Regions from separate parts of the Homo sapiens genome. Here region 1 is linked to region 2. A link is an interaction called in ENCODE POLR2A ChIA-PET data of the cell type or tissue named here. Cell type or tissue: GM12878. All regions are shown on one strand. Each heading gives the region's core, and the rest is flanking DNA. Links, peaks and the distances in the headings are about the cores only.

Region 1 (5,385 bases), core at 178-5,177, 68 kb before region 2:
ACACAGGACTGGCTGTATTTCCCCATCCCAGCATAGAGGAACAATGTTACCCTGCCAATCAAATGCAGCATACTCCAACCTTAGGCCTTTGCAACGAAGCAGGGTGTCGGGTGGAAGACCAGTAGCTCAGAGGCTGTGACATCTGTAACTAGGATAACTCCAATTAAAAGTAGGGGGAAAAAATAATTTTTAAAACCTTATATAGTAATGAACTGGAAGGACGGAGAACAACGATTTCTTTAGCAACAGCTGTGCAGACTGATTTCTTTGAAAATCATGCATATACTTTCAAAAGCACTCAATCACAACTGCTGCCCTAACACTGGCAAATCCAAGAAATTCAAGACATGTAATCAAAAATAGATTTTCCCTTAAATTCCAAGGTCAAAGGCAGCATCTGTTGTTTCAGAGAACAAGAAGGACTTTCTTTTGGCTAATTAACTTATTGCGGTTTTCTAGCAGAAAAAAAAAAGTAAACCAAAATTGTCTAAATGTTTCTTCATCGTCTTAGGTCTTAGGTAATGCAAAACAGAAAACTGTATAAAGAGCATAAACATCCATTGTTTTGATATTTGAGTTGCACAGATAAAAGGCAGGCCACGCTGTAATTTTTAAAGCTGACAGGAAAATTCATTTTTATACCAAGTCCCCCTCATGCCATTTGGCTGTTAAATTATTCAAGGAATTCTCTGCTTATAAAGATTAATAATATCAACCCAAGCCATTTCTGAAAAGTACTTTCACCTCGTGTAGGAGACAGATGGACTACAGGAAAACAGCCTATTATGTTACAGGCAGACAAAAAGATTTCAGATTACCAGATTAACACACCAGGCGGGAAGGGAATGATAGAAAGTAGCGAGATATGAAATAACTGACAAATAGAACCAAATATCCCTCAGAGCCACTATTTTAAAAATAAATATAGTTTGGAGCCCATTGTAATTCAATTTTACCTGTTTCACTCCCAAACCCAGCTAATTAGCATAAATGTCAGTTCCAATTTAACCAAAGACTTTGAAAATCTGGTGGAACCTTATTAAAACACATTGGTATCAGGGGACAAAGACAGCACCTGCTTTCAAGGTCTTTTGTGTTTTAGTCAGAAATGTATTCTAAAACTCTGGGTATATGGGCTGAATCCAGAGTTTAGATTGTGGGATTTTATTGTACATTTGCATTATTTTAAATATCAACATCCCTGGAGAAGCTATTTTTACTCCTACAAAACCTAAACACTTCCTTATTTAGCAATGCTCTCATAGAGAAGGGATTTTCCAAAAGCTGTATTTCACTAAGGGTCAATATGAAAAAATTACAATGTCATTAAAATCACAGATTTTTTGTAGATTCACAGAAGCAGGCTCAGTGTTTTCTTTCAATAAATATCTTTTTTTTAGTTCAATACATTACTAATTAATTTTAATTTCACAAATAGTGAAATTATCTGAGCAAGAATCATTCTCATTTAAAATTGTCAAATAAGTCAGAAAAAGATCAATATCTCCCCTGCTTCAAAAATGACACTCCCAATTTTCACAGGTAACCACTGTTAACATTTAGTAAATACCTTTCAGAACCTTTTACAAGCATATATAAAGTACATCATTTTTGTAGTATAATGTGTTTTCTTTAAAAAAATAACTGGGACCATACTGTATTTTCTACAATTTCCTTTGATCATTCCAAATTGCTATGAAAATATGTCACACGTAACTTGAAAACTTGGTCTACTTCTACCATATACGCACATATGCAGGTAGGCAAACATACAGAAAAACACAAAATGGTGTAAAAATAAGCCACTAAGAAAAGGCTCTATGTCCCTCATTTCAGTGCTCAGGAAAGCTATAAGGCTGATAAAATGAAAGTGCCCCCTTTCCTCACCAAAGCTTTGGCTTTGTTATTAGTGTTTTTTTTGTTGTTGTTATTATTGTTGTTTTCTTTTCTTTTTTTTTTTTTTTTTAAGTGCAAGGTTGTGAAACTCTGCCAAGTGGTTCAAATCAGATCCACTACCTGCTTTTGTATAGCCAGTGAGTTAAGAATTTTTTTACACTGGTAAGTGTTTGGGGAGAAAACGTTTTAAAAGAACAGAATTTCATGATATGGGAAAGTTGTATGAAATTTACATTTTGGTGTCCATAAATGAAGTTTAATTGGAACACAGCCATTCTCATTCCTTTGTGTATTGTCTGTGGCAGCTTTTGTGCTACAAGAGCGGTAGTTGATTAGTTGTGACAAAGACCGTATTTCTAGAAAGATTGAAATATCTACTCTCTAGGCCCTTATCAAAAATGTTTGCCAATATCTGTTTTAGCACATGAAATTTATTTTCCTAACATCTTACTTGCAAAGTCTTTCTTCATATTCCATGTTGACACTCAGTGGGTAAAGATGACAGAAGTATGCTGGGGGGCAGGAGTAGAAAATGGTCCCTTCACATAACCCAACACATAGGTAACTTACGTATGCCCCTCCTAGACCTTCAGAAAACTCTATCAGGCTTAAAAATTACTTGTAATGTATTGCCATAAGAGTGATTTGTGGATTACACCGCATGGATTACGTTGCCCTAGAATCTAATTCATTCATCTATCTGGTGAGCACCTACTGTGTCCGAGGTCAGTGTTGGGCACTGACAATTTCGGGGTCAAGAAAATGGACATCATCTCTGCCCTCCAGAACTCCCACCCCAATATGTTCATTACAATTTCGCGAACCTATGAAAGTACATATCAGGGGAACTAAACACAGTCTGAAGGGTGGATGAGATTAGAGAAGATCTGAAGTAATTTCAGTATCATCAGATTGAAAATTCTTTAAAAATAAACAGTGTGAAGATACTGCACAGGAATCCAAGTGAGAATGACAGAAACTGACACCACCTGACTGTCTCTGTCTTCAAACTCTGCTCTTCATAAGCTATGATCTAGAGCAAAGGGAGCATTTTAGCCTCTGATTAAGATGGTATCTCCTTCCAGTTAATGTCAAATGGTTAGTGCTTGGTACCATCAATAGATTGAGAGTTTAAATTTGATTTTCTTAGTGTTTCTAATCCAACTATTATACCCAAAACCCCTCCACAGAAAACAGAAATGAAACTGCCAATCCCTACAGTAGCTCCAGTAAATATCCATTGGCATTTTAAAAAACAAAACGAAAACACCCTGCCCATGCTGCAATGTAATCCCAGTAGCTACTGGCAGTGACAGCTGGTCATTCCCAAGCAGAACGTCACCCAAATAAAATGTGAAAGAGAGGAGGGAGGAAGGGCAAAACCAAGATTTCAGCAATATTCTGCAATCCAGGAACCTATGGAGCATTTGGGTAAAGCTCTAGTAACTTCAAGGCTCTGTGCTTTTAAGGCTTGAATTCTTTTGAGTAACTGAACTCTGTGAGGACATTTAAATTGGGTCAGAGTCTCTCACTCTTACAGGCTTCCTTGGTATCCGATGTTCCTGTTGACTTCATAGAGAACTAAACAAGCATAAAAGGTCTCTAGAGAGAAGCAGCAACTGGAATCTAGGACAGAAAGAACAAAATGACTTTACATGGCTGCTACTAGGTTTCTGTTATTTTCATACAAATGGCTGAGTGAGCCCTGTTGTATCTGACACTATCTGCACTGGTTTCTCATTAGAACCTGAGCTGGCGAGGGTCAGGTGTTCTTGTTCATCTAATTGTTGGTAATTAGATGGGCCACCCTTACCTACACAAAGAACTCTGAGAACTAAAAAGGTTCTATTATTCACCAAATACAAAAAACCATAGAAGAGGACTGCAGGTAGCTAAGCTTTCGAAAATGTCAGTTTTGTTGTTATTGTTGTTGTTTTTTACCCACACATATCCAAATATCATCTAGCTCCAAAAGGAAAGATTTACGTAGTCGTCAGAAAGAGACCAGTTTGTTAAAGAGAAGAACTCAGGGCCGGGCGCGGTGGCTCACGCCTGTAATCCCAGCACTTTGAGAGGCCAAGGCGGGCGGATCACGAGGTCAGGAGATCGAGACCATCCTGGCTAACATGGTGAAACCCCGTCTCTACTAAAAAAAATACAAACAATTAGCTGGGTATGCTGGCGGGTGCCTGTAGTCCCAGCTACTCGGGAGGCTGAGGCAGGAGAATGGCGTGAATCCAGGAGGCGGAGCTTGCAATGAGCTGAGATGGCGCCACTGCACTTCAGCCTGGGCAACAGAGCCAGACTGTCTCAAAATAAATAAATAAATAAATAAATAAAACAAAAGAGAAGAACTCAGATTGGCTGGTGCTGTTTCTAACAGGAAAGCCTTTCTCTCTGCAAACAGGACAGAGACCAGGAAGACAAACACCAACAGAGGAGAAAGGAGAGGACATCCAAAAGTGGAGTGGCAATTATAAAGTAATGATGGTTTTATAAACAGAGACCAAAGGCAAAATGCCTTTGCTGACTAGTGGCTACGTCTAGGGATTAAGAAGCTCTGGACATCTGAGTAGCCTCCAAATATCCCTTTGCCATAGTCACATGAGTTGTGGCTAATAAGAACTAATTAACAAGTAAAACTTCAGGAAACACAATTAAATTTTAGATAAAGTTAGTATGTCCTGTAACTATTATGTAATATGGAACATACTTATAATGAGTATAATTATCTGTTATCTGAAATTCAAATGTTCATTCTTAATTCTAAATTCAACTTAATAAAATATTACATACTTTTAGTTATGGAACACACTTATCCTTAAATGTTATTGTTTATCTGAAATTTAAATTTCATTGAGGGTGTTGTATTTTATCTGGCAACTTTAATTGTGGCCAGTACAAACAGCCAAGGTCAGTAAACTATCAAGAATTTCGGGGAGCCGATAACAGTTTTCTGATATGCCAGAGGACCACTCTGGAAAGGGTTTATTTGGGGATTTGATTCATTAATTGATGTTTGCACAAGGGCTAGGAGGTACATAGTACTCGGGGGAACCTGCTTCTACCTCTTGAATGAAAAAGAGACAAACTTTGCTGACATCAGGGACTTTTGTCAGAAAACAAGTCCCAGAGCCCTTGCAGAATTGTGCCCACTCTTCTCGAGCCTCATCTGCTCTATCCAGAATTCATAACAACTGAGGTCCATAATGATGCCCTTGGGTCTTCGTGGGTTCAAATTTGTTTAGAAGTGTTCACTAAGACAGCATGTTATGTGGCAGGGAAGAGGAGAATTGGAAATGTTTCCAATATCAAGATTATATATTTCAAGCCCCTAAAAATTACCCCACCCAGAACCTTGAATAGAAAAAGAGGAAAGTTACCAAAAGTGATCAGTAAAACCAAGAGGAAAACTACAAAGGCATTGAATCAACCATTGGTTTTAAATGTTTTTAAAATTTGTTAGTGTATTTCTTTGGCTTTATTATG
Region 2 (5,385 bases), core at 130-5,129:
TATGTTACTTTGTTGAGTTTCCTAGTGTCTTGGGGATGAACTGTGTCTCCCACAAAGGGTGACTTCTTCCCTACTGCTTCAGCACTCACATAGGCATCCTTACACACACACACTACCTTTGTGTTCTACTTCAACTGCTTTCAGTTAGTCTGTTCACAAACAACTTCCTTAAAAACTGATTTCCATCTTCAAATCAGAGTAAGCATCGTGTACACAAAGCCCTTCCTAAATCCCATTTCCTCCTCCCCAGCAGAGCTTAGTTGCTTCTCCTTTGTGTTCTAACAGTATTTGACTATAGCACTTGCCATGTATTGTAACTATGTGTTTAAGTGCCTAACTCCACCTCTAGACTGCAAGCTACTTGAAGTACATACAGTTTTTGAATGTTATTGGTATCTCTAGTTTTTTAACAGTATCAAAACTGACAGTAAGTTCTCAGTGTTACACAAAGGAGTTGATTAATAGCAGTGTTCATTTCTTGTATACTTACTATGTGCTAAGCACTTACATGCATTTTCTGTAATCCTGACATGAACTCTCTAAGGTGGACATTAGTATTTTAATTTTATAGAAGAGAAACCTGAGGCCCCAAAACAACAAATAAGTGATTAAAGTCAGGATTTGCCCAATCTCCAATCTGTTCACAAGGGATCTAGCACAACCACCTGGTACTTATTAGGTCCTCAAAAATGCCATCTTTTTTCCTACTGCCCAGAAAACAATGGGAATGTGACTTCTGCAATGGAAGTACCAGAAACTGTGTCCGTTGGTGCTGGCTAACACTATTACTTAGAAAATTTTGATACAAAAAGCTCATTTCACCAAGTCTGTGTCAGCAACCATAAACAGATTTTTCAATTGCACATTAATAATTCCCAAAAATATTTTCCGAGTGCCTGCTCTGTGCCAGTTCTGTACTGTACACTAAAGATCTATGAATAAAAAGTCAAGACCCCAGTCTCAAGAAGCAGACACCACGAGGTACCAACATTTGTAGAGCACTTGCTATGGAAACTTTAGAGCACCTGGGAGGACATAATCTTAATGGACAGATGTTACATGCCCATTAAACCCATCATTAGGGGATCTATGAATCATTTAACGGAACATAGAGTAGCCTGTTCTGTGCCATGTATGTGGCCACAGGAGATTCTTTTAGGAAGATAATGTCCTCCATTTGCCAATGTTTGTGTTAAAATTGAAGTGCAGCCAGCCCACAGGGGTACTCCTACCAGCATGTACTTAGGGGATTGATCAGGGTTTCCAATGAAATGGCAATATGGCAGCCACATAGTGAAGCAGAGAGCATCAAGACATAAAAGCCGTTCATTATTGAAACTTTACAACAAATTCCCTGACAACCTTTCCCTGGAGAAGCCCCTTGTTTCTGCCAACCCATTACATCTATTTTGAGGCTGGCAACCTGATGTGCCTCTGCACACAACCCCAAGAGGCACCCTTCATATACAATACAACATGATGCAAATACATCTTGATTGGTTCCTCTGGAGCTGTGTGACAAGGTGGTCCTGACTACCAAAGTAATTAAGGTTCTCATGCACCTTCAGTTGCCAAGCCATTATCAACACATTTGATTTTCAGGGAACATGTGAGGAGACCTCTGAGCCTTTGTGGCACGAATTTACCAAAGGGGAGCAAAGCCTAGTGAGTGAGGTGCCTCTTTCTGCCCAAAAGTGCAAGTGCATGATCAGCCATATGGAAGAGATCCCGGGTAATTACTCTCGGTACTTTCGTTTAGCTATTAAAATGCCACCCAACTGTCAAACCTTCACTCAGTGTTAATTACTGCCACACCGTGTTTGAATGCAGCACAAGTAGGACTGAAAGTAGAAAATAAATAATAACTATGCAAGGTTACAGCCTCTTTTTGTACCTCTGGTTGCAGTAACCACCTTCGATCTCTTTTTAAGGCCTTTCGTTCTCACCGTCATTCCCTCATGGACTGAGCAGTTGTTTACAAATTGCAAATGCCTATGAAAAGCCCCTATTTCACAGGGTCTCGCACACAGCCACTCAATTAATGGAACTAAATGCCTTGGTTAGGTTCACAGAAGCTGCTGAATAACTGCCATGCTGCACTTGGCATTTGCCTCCAGAGGAAGAACATGATGCTGGGTGATGTTGGTGATCTCACCTCTTGGTACATTAGCTTTCAGCTGAAAGTTCAAGGCCATCAAGCTGCTTCTCTGACTGGCAGAGAGGGTGCATATTAACCTCACACCTATCCTTCATGAGATAACTGTGCTGGCTTATTCTGCTCTTGGACTGGAGCTATATTTTATCCAGCAGTTCTTAACCTGTGCCCATGGATGTTGTGAACCTGCTAAAACTAGATACTATGCTTTGTGCATGTGTGATTTATAGGAAAGGGAGCCCAAACACTGATCATCTGAAAGGACTCTAATATCTAGAATCTTAGGTGACCTTTCAACGGTCCTTCAACACAAGCTGGGCAAGTGTATATTCACCTCCATTTCATAACAGAATAAACAAATGCTGAGCTGTGACTTGCCTGAGTGATCTGAGAATAAGTTGAGGCACTTTTCCAGTACTAATTAACATCTTCCCAGAGGATGCATCTACCATTTGTAATATGTGAGATGCATTTATCTCACATAAATCACCTTCGCTGGGATGATTTGTCTTTCATCTAGACTGTAAGCCCAAAAGACAAAAACTATTTTTGTCTGTCTTATCATCTCCATGTGTGTGTGTAATAGAGGAACAGTGTTTGTACCGAAGGGGATCAATGTTTGTCAGTCTAAAACATGCCATGATGGCATAAGAATTATTTTGAGCTAAAGGCAACTGACAAACATCAGATGTATATAAAGCTGTCTACTCCCCTTGTATCTGCCTAAAGTCAGGGCATAAATTTTCCTCAGTGAAGATGTTCTCTCTTTCCTCTCCCATACCAGGAAGAGGAGGCAACTCTTATTGCTGAAGATGGCACTGACTTCAATCTGCATAAACAAAATTGACTGTAATAAATCTTATCTTTCATTAGTTTTCCCCATATACTTATCTTCACATAAATAAGTACCCCTAGAAGTCCAAAACCCCTTTCTTTTCTCTTGTCATATTGCCACAATTTATTGTTCTTTGTTAAGATGGTATATATAAGCCCCCAATTCTAACCACTTCCTTAAGTTATATTTCTTTGTGAACTTCCATGCATATGTATGTAATTAAATCTGTTCTTTTCTCTTGTTAATCTGTCTTTTTTCAGTTAACTTGTAGGCCCCCAGTACTGAATCTAAAATAGTGGATGAAAAAGTCTTACCCTTTCCTATAGTATATAACAATAACTGTGATCAGTGAACAGATGCAAACCAACCTTCAGTTTCCAAAAATATTTATTTCTGTTTTCTGTCACAAGACACCTGTAGGACAATTTTTTTTGATGACCATAAGATGTAAAGGACAATGCTTAGAAAAACCTAGACACCAAGAAAAACCTGCTAATGTCTGCAAGAAAAGAACTTCATAATCCAGAAGTTCCCAAAACTCTATAATTGCTGAAGAATAACTAGAATTTTAACAAATTGCTCAAAATCTCCTTTCAAGTCCTCACAAAATCAGCTAATTCATTAAAAAGAAATTACATTATATGCCCCATTACATTTCATAGGACACTGGAGATGGACACAGGCACTCAGGAAATACTGGGAAATAGGGACAGTGATACAAATGACAATAAGATAAAACAATAAGGATCCAGAGAATGGCATTTGAAACTTGAAAACTGTATATTGAAAAGGGTGATTCCAGAAATTTAATCTGGTCACAATGTCTAAACTGGTGGCTATGAGAAAGGGGAGGAGAGGGATGGAGTCAGCAAGACCAGATAAAGGCAGAATGACATAATTAATGTGTAGCACTTTCAGCATATGAAAACAGCACTTCCTTCATCTTCCCAAAGACCATCAGCGTTGATCATATTTTATTATTAAGAAAATACAGGCTGGGCACAGTGGCTCGGCCTGAAGTCCCAGCACTTTGGGAGGCCAAAGTGGGTGGATCACTTGAGGTCAGGAGTTCGTGACCAGCCTGGCCAACATGGCAAAACCCTGACTCAACTAAAAATACAATAATCAGCAGGGTGTGGTGGGGGATGCCTGTAATCCCAGCTACTCAGGAGGCTGAGCAGGAGAATCACTTGAACCCAGAAGGTGGAGGCTGCAGTGAGCCGAGATCGTGCCATTGCACTCCAGCCTGGGTGACAGAACGAGATTCTGTCTCAAAAAAAAAAAAAAAAAGAAAAGAAAGAAAGAAAATACAGTTATCATACTGTATTCAGTGTATTCAATGCATACTTTGTCTCATCAGTGAGGAAATTTTCAACTATTTTCTGGGCAAAAAGAGTAATAATCCTTGGTAGTAATAACCATTTATCTGAAAGAAAGCACTTCCACAAGCTTTCTGTCACATTTTAAAATAAAAAAAAAATGAGCCTTCTCCCTTTACAATGCAGGCATTTCTAGGAACCACTGTAAAAGGGCCCACTTTTTCAGTATGTCTAAGAGCAGACAGCACTTTCCACCACCTGCCTTGCCCACTCTCTCCTAGCTCAGTGCACTTTCTCAGGTTGCACAAGTACGAACACATGGAGAATGCAAAGAATCTATCTAAGTTTGGCAGTGCTTGCTGCATTCTGCCTGTAGAAGTGCCCCCAAATGGTGCAAGCTGAAGCAAAACAGCCGCAGAAGCAAAATACAATCTCGCGGTCAGTGCAGACCCAGCTGCCCTTGTCTCTTAGACATTCCTGGCTGGAATCCCACTGAGCAAATATAGGGGGAAAACAGACAAGAAAGGCCCTAGATTCAGGAAATACCCAGCTGCTGCAGGAGAGAGCAGCTTACAAACAGCAATTTCCCTTTAAAAGTGCCCCCAAGGGCAGATCTCTAAATTATCCCTCGATATTTCTTTTCAATCATGCCATGACCCTACCACTGGTTTTTAAACTCCTCCTCTTGAACCATATGATGGACCTACAAGCAGCCAGTAGGTTCTCAAACACAGCTTTCACTATTAGGCCTGAAATCCAAAGGGAATAACGTTACCCTCTCATAGCATAGTTTCCTCATTCAGCCATTTCTCAAACCTTTTTTCTCCAAAATTCTTGCTATCAAGAGTGACTGTTAATACCAACAGAAGGACAAGCCTTCAAGGAACACAGTAACTGATCTCTTTCGTAATTTTCATTTGTCAAACTAAGGGAAGCTATACAACTTAGAAATCAAATGTCATGTTCATTTATCAGGTATTTATTCTATTCCAAATCTACACAGGACACGGACAGAAAAGATTCATGCATTCTTTTGACCGATATTTATTAAGTACTTACTGCAATTCATCAAGTCT

What was found. ChIA-PET counts read pairs that join two places held together with the same protein. Peaks named below come from ENCODE experiments on the same cell type or tissue, not always from the same donor. Only the 100,000 strongest peaks of a DNase experiment are listed, where the experiment ranks them.
Region 1: POLR2A ChIA-PET joins it to region 2 with 7 read pairs; 3 of 35 experiments call an interaction of 5 or more read pairs at or near these places.

Annotation. Positions count from the first base shown.
Region 1 is chr3:171,320,891-171,326,275 of GRCh38, forward strand. All of the region lies in intron 2 of TNIK (TRAF2 and NCK interacting kinase), which reads right to left. Among named protein-coding and RNA genes, the nearest start is that of TNIK, 140 kb to the right of the region's middle. RefSeq lists an enhancer at 1,065-5,074. In GM12878, for the core only: no CTCF peak of the experiment used is centred there; no DNase peak of the experiment used is centred there; H3K27ac peaks cover 2,338 bases.
Region 2 is chr3:171,388,516-171,393,900 of GRCh38, forward strand. The region is part of intron 1 of TNIK (TRAF2 and NCK interacting kinase); the gene reads right to left. Among named protein-coding and RNA genes, the nearest start is that of TNIK, 69 kb to the right of the region's middle. In GM12878, for the core only: no CTCF peak of the experiment used is centred there; no DNase peak of the experiment used is centred there; H3K27ac peaks cover 1,163 bases.